Regions from separate parts of the Mus musculus genome. Here region 2 is linked to region 1. Evidence: chromatin loops called from intact Hi-C (ENCODE). Cell type or tissue: left cerebral cortex. All regions are shown on one strand. Each heading gives the region's core, and the rest is flanking DNA. Links, peaks and the distances in the headings are about the cores only.

Evidence for each region. A loop is a pair of places that touch in the nucleus more often than their neighbours do. Peaks named below come from ENCODE experiments on the same cell type or tissue, not always from the same donor. Only the 100,000 strongest peaks of a DNase experiment are listed, where the experiment ranks them.
Region 2: a loop joins it to region 1, with 9 times the contacts of the local background. A loop is called at or near these places in 9 of 42 quality-filtered maps.

Annotation. Positions count from the first base shown.
Region 1 is chr17:42,940,381-42,945,764 of GRCm38, reverse strand. No RefSeq gene overlaps it. Among named protein-coding and RNA genes, the nearest start is that of Cd2ap, 67 kb to the right of the region's middle. In left cerebral cortex, for the core only: a CTCF peak has its summit at 2,163 (motif pointing right); a DNase peak (open chromatin) is centred at 2,172.
Region 2 is chr17:42,610,823-42,616,206 of GRCm38, reverse strand. Opn5 (opsin 5) reads left to right here and starts at 4,894. Exons shown (of 7, transcript NM_181753.4): 1 at 4,894-5,027. The coding sequence starts at 4,898. In left cerebral cortex, for the core only: a CTCF peak has its summit at 2,955 (motif pointing left); a DNase peak (open chromatin) is centred at 2,962.

The DNA of each region.
Region 1 (5,384 bases), core at 92-5,091:
ATGAGAGACATGTTAACCAATCAGATGAGAGACATGTTAACCAGTCAGATGAGAGATATGTTAACCAATCCGGGTCTGAGACTCGCCTCTCCTAGGCCTAGCACCAGTTCTTGGCTTGGGGTCTCTTCGCCTCTACAATCAAGCTCTCCCAATAAACGTGTGCAGAAGGATCCTGTTGCAGTGTCGTTCTTGCTGGCGAGTCGGGCGCATGCAAGACAGGCTGGCTCAAACTTCTGCAGTCTCACCCTGAGAAGTTTACTGTAAGCATATTTAAAGACAGTTGTGGTGGTTTGAATATGCTTGGCCCAGGGAGTGGCACTATTGGGAGGTGTGGCCTTGTGGAGTGGGTGTGGCCTTGTTGGGGTAAGTGTGCCACTGTGGGGGTGGTCTTTGAGACCTTCCTCCTAGCTTCCTGGAAGTTAGTCTTCTCAGAACTGCCTTCGAAATAAGAGGTAGAACTCTCAGCTCCTATAGCACCATACTTACCTGGATGCTGCCATGCTTCCCAACATAATGATAATGGACTGAACCTCTGAACCTGTAAGCCAGCCCCAATTAAATGTTGTTCTTTATGAGTTGCCTTGGTCCTGGTGTCTGTTCACAGCAGTAAACCCCTAACACAGACAACAGTATAATTTGGGGTGGGGGGGGGAATTTGCTGGTGTAATACAATCCCTAGTGCACACAGAATCATAATTACATTGAACCTCAACTCAAGCACAGGTCATTTTTTCGCAGAAGATGAGTTCTAGAGATAGGCTACATGTATCAGCTTAAGTGCCTCAGCTAGAATCCGGCATGGTCTCAATGATAGAGATAGCAGAGGTTATTTGAGTTACTAGCCATCTCTGGTCCTGCTTGAAGGAGCCCCTGGTCATACATAATATGCCTTTATGTACCTGGACATACATAATGTAAGGATCATCTAGACTACTGAGTATCTTCAGGTCTGTGGTGGTTTGATTAGTTTTGGTCATTGAATGCTTGGCCCACATGGAATGGCACTAGTAGGAGGTGTGGCCTTGTTCAAGTAGATATGGTCTTGTTGGAGCAGTGTGTCACTGTAGGGGTGGGGTTTTAGATATGGTCTTGTTGGAGCAGTGTGTCACTGTAAGGGTGGGGTTTTAGGTAGCCTATGCCCAAACTCCACCCAGTGTGGAAAGAGAGCCTCCTCCTGGCTGCCTGCAGAAGACAGTCTCCTGGGGATCCTGATGTAGAACTCTCAGCTCCTTCTCCAGCACGTGTCTGTCTGCCCGCTGCCCTGCTTCCTGCCCTGATGACAAAGGAGCAAACCTCTGAAACTGCAAACCAGCCACAATGAAATGTTTGCCTTTAGAAGAGTTGTCTAGGTCATGGTGTCTCTTCACAGCAGTGGAAACCCCAACTAAGACAGGTCCCTGGTGTGGGAGCTTTATATGGCCTGGTCCTTCGGATAATGCAGATCACCAGGCTGTTAATCACCTCCAGCTCCCAGCCTTCTGGGTGGAAGAACAGGTTATACATCTTTCTCTTTGAAAAGACAACTCCTCGTGTTTAACAGTCCTGGTTTCCCTAGCAATCTGTAGGCACAAGGACCTTTGTGCTCCCAAACTCTTGAAAGATAACTTTTCTCTTCTCTTCTCTTCTCTTCTCTTCTCTTCTCTTCTCTTCTCTTCTCTTCTCTTCTCTTCTCTTCTCTTCTCTTCTCTTCTCTCCTCTCCTCTCCTCTCCTCTCCTCTCCTCTCCTCTCCTCTCCTCTCCTCTCCTCTCCTCTCCTCTCCTCTCTCTTCTTTTCTTTTCTTTCCCCTGACACTGGGTTTTTCTGTGTAATAGCCTTGGTTGTCCTGGAACTCACTTTGTAGACCAGGCTAGCCTTGAAGTCACAGAGATATGCCTGCCTTTGCTCCTGAGTGTTGGGACTAAAGGCCTGTGCCACCACCGCCAGCTAGCTGAAAGATAACTTAAGGACTGCTCTCTACTTTTTGACATCAGAACTCCCTCTCTTCAAACAAGACATTACCCCTTCTTGCATAAGGAAACCCTTACAACAAATCTCTTCTGGTTTCTTCCTCCTAACTCTTCCTCTGCCTGCGCTTCTAATTACCACTAACCTCGGCTAGGAGTAGAACTTCCTCTCCGCTGTACATAGTAAATACGTCTTGCATTTTCCATAGTGACCACTAGATGGCAACACTGGTCCAAATCAGTTCTCTTCTTGGCAGACAAGAGCTGGCAAGGAAATAAATCCACAATTGCTGCTTGACAAGCACTCTTAACCCGCGGCAAGTGTAAATTCATACACGTGTAAATGTCTAAGTATCTAAAGGGATACAAGCCAGGTCAGTAAACGGAGAGGACAAACCTTTCCAAGAGTATGGTGGCCCAAGCCTGAAATCCCAGCACAAGGGAGACAGAGTTCATGGACAGCTTTGATGAACACAGCAAATTCCAGTCTAACCACAGCTGCATAGTGATACTCAGCATATGAGAGAAAGAAGGGAGGAACGAAGGGAGAAAGGAAGGGAGGGGTGGGGGAGGGAGGGAAGGAGGAAAGGAGGGAGGGAGGAGGAGACAGAAGAGGGAGAGAGAGAGAGAGAAGGGATAGAAAGATAGAGACAGACATCTAACACAGAGACTCTGGTTGCTAACATTAACTTTTATTCTTACATGGAGGAATTGTCTGATATTTACATATCATTAGTATGGGGGAAGGGGATCGATCGGGCTGGAGAAATGGTACAGAAGTGGAGCAGCAATTCCTGCACTTGTAGGCGACCCAGGTTCCGTTTCCAGCACCCACACGGCCGTTCCCAATCTGTAACTACAGTTTCAGAAGATTCGGCCTCTGAGGGCATCACACATACCTGCAGGTAAACACTTCTACACTAAACAAACAAACAAACAAACAAGTAAATAAATAAAGTTTTTAACAAATCAGTATACTTGGGTGGCTGAAATGACTCGGTGGGTAAAGATGATTGCTTGCCTTGCCGAGCCGGACAACTTAACCTCTTTCCCCCTCCGTGGTCCACATGGTAGAAAGGGAGAAACAAGTCTTGAAAGTTTTTCTTTGACCTCCATAAACCATCAGACATGGGTATACGTCCACTGCGCCATAAATAAACCACTTGTCGTTATATAAAAATTGTTCCGTTTAACATCCCAACGTGACAAAGGGTAACAGTGAAATGCAATTTTGCTTCAATTTGTAACTACCACCTTTTAAAATGTGTTTTGTTTTGTGAGACAAGATCACTCTGTGTAGCCCAGGCTAGCCTTAAAAGTCACTATGTACCCCACCCAGGCTGCCTCCAGTCTCCCAGCGATCGTCCTAACTCAGCCTCCCTAGGCCACCCTAGTGTTGAGATTACAAGCATGAACCAGCCTGTCTCGTAAGCAATCAAAGTTTTAAAAGGTTTTCCTGGGGCAGGTTTGCTCTCAGCTTGGCACACTGTGTCTCCTGTCACATCCTCCTACTTTTTCAGGTGAGGAGAAGGCATTCCTGCCCAAGCCAGAAGTACAGAATGTGGCTCACACAGTGGCAAGGACAGAAGCCGTCTTGGACCAGGGGCTCCTCCCATCACTGACCCAGAAACCTTGGCCTCATCTTTCTTTTATTTTGTTAGGTGTCTCTTTAATTATTTAAATTATGTGTACGGAGGCAGGGGGAGAGTCTGGGCTTGTGAGTGCGGTTGTATTTGGAGGTCAGAAGCATCAGGCACATTGGAGCTGGAGTTACAGATGGTTCTGAGCTGCCCAGCCTGGGTGCTGGGAACTCAACTCAACTCCTCTGCAAGAGTAGTCAGTATGTGCTCTTACCGCTGACCCATCTCTCCAACCTCTACACCAGCTTCCGTTTTATATGGTGTTTTCAACAGGGATTTTTGTCTTTTCTAGCGCTCCTTACAATAAAAGAACTTGAGCCCTTTTTAATGTTGGCATCTAGTTAGGTTTGACTGTACCATTAAGCACAAGAAGTAAGTGGAGAACAAGGGCAATGTGAAAACATCTGAGAGAAAGTGGTATAAATGTGACCTTTGCGAGAAGGTCAGATGTAGCCTAGGCTAGATTTGAACTCACCATGTAGCAGCGGGTGGCCTTGAACTTGGGCTCCTGCAGCTTCTACTTCCTGGGTGCTGGTATTGCTAGTGTGAGCCTCCATGCCTGGCTACTTTCTCCTTCTTACTATAGCAGGGGATGGAGACTCAGGACAAGACCTGGCTGGCAGCTAGGGTGACTCAAGGGAAGGCAGTCCCACAGAGGGCCAATGGGGTGTCTAACACCTGTTGCTCAAGATCTACTACATCAAGAAACTGTGTCTCAGCACTGAGGATCAAACCCAGAGTTGCATACATGCTAGGCCAGAGCTTTGCTGCTGAGCCACACTCTCGGCCCCTTTGGTTGCTTTACTGCTTTTGTAGCTTTTGAAACAGGGTCTCATGCATCCCTCTCTGGCCTGTAACTTACTCCTGTCTCCACCTCCCAAACACTGGAATTACAGGCATGCAGTGGCTCAAGAAACCCTTTCCAATTTAGGTTGCTTAATGCGCTTCCACCTTGAATCTGTACTGCTGCTTTTGTTGAGTACAAACAGACCCAGGCCGACACTGCAAACAAAGCCTCAGGGCTGTCTTGGGTCCAGCTGCCAGCATCAGGGTCCCTATGGTAAGAGACTCTACCTTGTTAGACAAGCACTCTACCAATGAGCTATCTCCCCAGCCCAACTATTTGACATCAAGTGGTTTATTATTATTATTATTATTATTATTATTATTATTATTATTATGTTTATTATGTTTATTATTATTATTATGTTTATTATTATGTTTATGTTTATGATGTTTATTATGTTTATTTAATTTGGGTAAGGGGTGTGCACATGTGCCAAGACACACATATGGAGGTCAGAGATCAAACTCCGATCCTCTGGCTTGACAGAAAGTGCATTTCCCTGCTAAAGTGTCTCAACAGCCCCTTCCGAGGGTTTCTTGTTTCTAATTTATTTATTTATTGGTTTTTTTGGAGACAGGGATTCTCTGTGTAGTCCTGGCTATCTGGTTTTTTTGGAGACAGGGATTCTCTGTGTAGTCCTGGCTGTCTGGTTTTTTTGGAGGCAGGGATTCTCTGTGTAGTCCTGGCTGTCTGGTTTTTTTGGAGACAGGGATTCTCTGTGTAGTCCTGGCTGTCCTGGAACTCACTCTGTAGACCAGGCTGGCCTGGAACTCAGAAATCTGCCTGCCTCTGCCTCTGTCTCTGCCTCCCAAGTGCTGGAATTAAAGGTGTGTGCCACCACCGCCCAGCTGTTTCTATTTATTTATACATTTATTGGGGAGGGGTGTCAAGGCACACAGGGGAAGGTCAGAAGACGACTTGCGGGAGACTCTTGGTGATCAAACTGAGGTCCT
Region 2 (5,384 bases), core at 170-5,169, 330 kb after region 1:
GGATCATGGGGATCAATGAGCTGCCGATGCTCCAGGGGCAGGAACTGTGTCACACCTCCCCTTAGGAAGCCATGCTGGACCCGGCATTTCCCTATGGTTTTCTTCTACTTAAAATATTTATTGGTACTTAGTCTTCTCTGCCCCTAAGTAGCAGTAATAGTGTTACCATACCATCACAACAAATTTCCTCAGCTCAGTTTTTTATAGGGAAGGTATAGATACCACCGGGCTGGTGCAGTGGGAGAAAACATAGCTTGAAGCTGGAGTGGAGAGGAGACAGATTAGAGTAAAGGGGTCAGGGCTGACCTGCACATCTCTCTCTGGTCTTTAATAAGCTGATTCCTGTGCAATTATGACCCACTGATTGATTCTCTTGGGTTGGGGGAAGGGAAAGGCATTTGTTTCTTGACCTGCTAGGCTGGGCTCGAATCTTTGGAGTTTATGTAATGATGAACTTCATTTTTTTTTTAAAGTGCTCCTTTAAGATAATAAAAAAGGTAGGCCTCATTTGGTAAAGACTTGTGCAAACCAGCAATGTGACTCCTGAATTCTACCCCACACTTGACGTTTTCAGGTTTTGCTGTTTGTCTTTCTTTGTCATACTCTCTCTCATTCCCAGGCTTCTTTATTTAGATGTCCATCTTCTTTCATAGCATTACTTACAGTTCCCTTACCCATGCATGCAGTGACGGATGTAAGCTCTGCCTTGGCTATTTTCCCATTGGGAGATTTCTGTCATTAGTTACACAGAGTCCTTACACGAATTTTCTAAGGTACTGATGTATTGAATCTCATGTTCTCAGGTCTCTCTCTCTCGCTCACACACACACACACACACACACACACACACACACACACACATTCTCTATCTGTTTCTCTCTTTCACACTCACTCATTCTTTCTGTCATACACATTCTTTCTCTCTCCATCATTTCTCTCTCACACATTCATTCTTTCTCTCTCTGTCACACACATACATTCTCTTTCTCTCTCTCACATACACACACAGCCAAAAGTTCATGGGGGTGAGAGCAGACAAGGCCAAAGGCATCTGGGCAGGAAGTTTGCTGCCCACACTACCTAGATTTTTGTTATTTCCTATTTTAAACTACAAGAAATTTAGGGAGCCAGAAGAAAAAAATCTTGTGTAATATTTTTATATTTTTGAAGATAATTTGTGTATTAGTAAAACCGGCAAATTAGACTCTTCCCCTATGTACTAACTTGTGCGTGTATGTTTTCTCTTGGGAGTGTGACCTTATAAAATACACTTGCCCATATCTGCCACCAAACCATTTTATAAGACCCCTGTGTTTAGACATGAGAGAACTTGTCTAGTTATGCCTCAAGTTATCCCTTGATTTCAAATAAAGATCCATAGAGGCTAGAAGATATATTTATATTGCCATATTATTTGTAGGAATCTAAGAGTTATTTAAAACTTCTAGGCATCATTAGGGATAGGAGATGATTTTGGCTTTTTTAAAATAGTGAAGTGTTATGAAAAAGCCGTAGGTTGTTTTATTTATTGTCAAAGAATCAGTAACTAAATGGTGGGAGCAATGGGGTATATTTCATTGCTTAAAGGCATATGCTAATATGAAAAATCAAAGGAATTGCAAGTTTTAGAAAATAAGTATTCCTGTGTGTAAAAATTAGACAGGGCTTCTTGCCTCAATGTCTACAATTTGCAAATTTACTGTGTTGAGGATGAGATGTCTCAAAACTTAAGTAACTACTACTACTACTACTACTACTACTACTACTACTACTACTATTTATAAAAGAAAGCATTTAATTGGGTTTACAGTTTCAGAGGGTTACAGTCCAGGAGGGTGAGTCAAGGGCATGGCATCAGAAGCAGATGAGATTTCACATTACTGATCTGTCCAAAGTCTGGGGGAGGAAATGGTCTTTTCCCTCAATTGTATTTGCCCAAGCTGAAGAACTACTGCATGTAAATTACAAAGACCAAGCAGCACATACGAATGTGTAGGGGGTCTAGGTCCAGCCCCTCCATGCTCTTTCGTTGCTGGTTCAGTCTCTGTGAGCCCCCATGGGTCCAGGTTAGTCGACTCTGTAGGTCTTCTTGTGGTGTCAGTGACCTCTCTGGTTCACTCAATTCTATCCCCAATTCTTCCACAAGATGCCCCCAGCACCACATAAATTACCGTGCAAGTGTGAGGAGACAGGAACACCAGTGGGAGCTGGCTGTCAAGACTTGTGATCTATGAAAGCTTGGGTATTGATCAGAAGTCATTACCTGGAGAAAAACACTGAGGACGATCACCAACATCAACCTCTGGCCTCCATATGTACACCCCACACATGTGTCCCCATGCTGCAAACATGCCAGTCACACATACGGTAAAACCGAAAAAAAGGAAAAGAAATTCACTATCTCGTTGCTAATGAACACGGGGGACCTGTAAGATGTGACTTTTCAGAAATTGCCGTAGATCAGAATTTTTAAGATCTGATGCGGGAGTGCCAAACCTGCCTCAGCTTCATCTCATGTTTCTGCATCTAAGAGGCCAGACAGCCAGAGTGCTTGGGGACCTTGTGATGACAGACTTGACCAGAATAAGGGGGAATCAGGAGCTTGACCGTTAAAAGAAATCCTCTGGATGGGCAGGGCTTGAGATGGAGTGGGCTTGGCAGCCAGGTTCCTATACAGCTAGCTTTCTGTAACTAATTGGGAAGAATGGGAATGGATATTCATTGCAGAGTGTCCTCAAACTGTAAGTAACTTCTGCCAAATGCCATTTCTCACTGAAAAGCCTTGCGCGGGCTGTAAACTGTCTGCCAGAAAGGGGTTAAATCTGTCCTTTTATAGAAACTGAAAGCACCTCTGTGACACCTACTGATTGCCTGTCTCCTTGTGTGAGGCTAACACAACTCTGGAGAGTTGATTCCTTTTACTTCCAATGTCTCAGAGGGCTGAACAGTGCCATCTACTGGTTCAGTTTGAAATGAGCTGGTTCAAAGTATTTCTCCTTTAATACCAAGAAGTAGCTACTGCCTCACTGGATGTCATGTTCTCAGCAATGTGTGTCACTTCCCAGAAGCACAGGCTCCTCCCTTACTAGGGAGAGGCAGCACGGGACTTGGGTTTCTGCAGAGTGTCACTTAAAGGTTTTGTTGTTGTTGTGGTTCGTTTTGTAAACCTTTCAAAATCAAAACTCAAAAGAAATAGCACAGAATTCTGCGTGCTTTAAGAGTTTCTCATTGCTTAGGATTTTATCCTGGCGTTGAAGGAATGTGGCTGAAATAAGCTGTTCTCTGCTTTAAGAAACTCTAAACCTTCCCATGGCTAGCCTTGTATACTTTAATCAAGGCCCAATTATTTTCTAAATAGCCCATTTTTTTCCCTAAGATTTATTTTACTTTTAAGTGTATGAGTATGTGTATTGAGTGTGTGTGAGCATGTGTGTATGTAAGTATGTATGTATGTATGTATGTGTCTTTCTGTGTATGTATGAGTGTGTCTCTGTGTGTATCTGTGTATATCTATGTGTGAGTATGTCTCTGTGAGTGTGTGAGTATATGTATTCGTACATGGGTGTACCTATGTATGTGTGTATATCCTGTGTGTACATGTGTGACTGTGTCTCTGTATGCATGTGTGTCTGCATATTTATCTGTGCATGCATGTGTGTGAGTGTCTCTCTGTGGTGTGTGTGTATGTGTGTGTGTGTGTGGTAAGTGCCAATGCCTAAAGTCAGAGGTGCCAGACCCTCCTGGAGCTGTAGATACAGGTGGCTGTGAGCCACCCAGTCTGGGTTCTGGGGCAAACTCAGCTCCTCTGTAAGCATGTTGTGTTCTCTTAGTCACTGATACAGCTCTCCAGTCCTTAATTATTTTTTAAAAAAGATTTGTTTATTTATTTTATGCACGCGAGTACGCTGTTGTTCTCTTCAAACACACCAGACAAAGGCATTGGATCCCACGACGGATTGATTGGTTATGTAGTTGTTGGGAATTGAACTCAGGACCTATGGAAGAGCAGCCAGTGTTCTTATCCACTGAGCCATCTTCCCAGCCCCCAGCCCTTAGTTATATACATACATACACACAGACACAGACACAAACACACACACACACACAAACATTTATTCTTTGAGAATTTTTTCATTTTTTTTAAACACACTAAGTCTAATTTGTGTTGCCCATTGTGTTGAGTTTAAGTTGCAGGACCACTTACTGGACCATAATTAACCTACCAGAGGCCACATCCCCAAAGAAAACTGACTCTCCTTCCTATCGAAGCAGATAACTGCTCCTTAGCTATGGATGGAAGCTGGTGTGCCCCTCCCCTTCCCCACTCATCAACAGCCTTAAATCTTAGGTTAACCCTGTCAATCTCTGACCTCTTAGCTTCATTTCATGAAGTGTCCATGTCCGTGTGCCCTGAACACTCTTTCTTTCCTTAGCTCACCATGCCTGTTAAGAATGGAGAAAGCTTGGGCTATCTTGGGATGCTGTGTTCTGGCAAGTCAGTGTGCAGTGTCCACATTTCTCACTGTGGGTTTTCTTACGTCAGAGCTCTACAAAGTTTGCTAGGGAGCAATAGGACAAACTAGTTTTCAACCTTTTATTCACTGGGGGAGGTGTGAAAAGCCGCAGAGGCAGCCTGAGGAGAAGATGCAGGCTTGTCTAGACTGCAAATTGAACAACTGCGTGTTGGTGTATTTACGTCATTTAAGAAAAAAACAAAACAAAACAAAACAACGGTGAACATCTCTCCACTAGGTACCAATCACCTGTGGGACCCTGGAGTTTGCCTTTTGTTTTATGGAAAGAGATGCATTTGTGAGCGGATTCACGGACTTGTTATTCCGTCTGTTGAGATCTCTGCTGATTTGCTTCACAGACTCCTGGGGGGTGTGAGACCAGCATGGCCTTGAACCACACTGCCCTACCTCAGGATGAGCGCCTGCCCCACTATCTTCGAGACGAGGACCCTTTTGCTTCCAAACTTTCCTGGGAAGCGGATTTAGTGGCTGGCTTTTACCTAACAATAATCGGTAAGCTTCCTTAATGCTTCTGTGTCAGAGGCTGCATTGAGAGAATTCATAGGCTGTATTGATTTTGCACAAATGATTCTGATAAGTACGTGGGTATTAGCAGAGGTGGAGAAGGTGAATTGGCATTGTGACAGTCAATCAATGTTTCATAAAAAAATGACTGTTGCTCTCATTAGGGATAAATATTCTATTAATAATCCAAAGAACATTCATAGTGAATTCTTTATCTCAAAGCTACTTCATTTGGTCACTTGATTACTAGGTTTGATTTCTGGCTATCAAAAGAGTGATAATTGATAATTTTTCTGTTTTAAAAAGAATGGCTCTTAGACACCATCTACTTTAGCTTCATTTTCT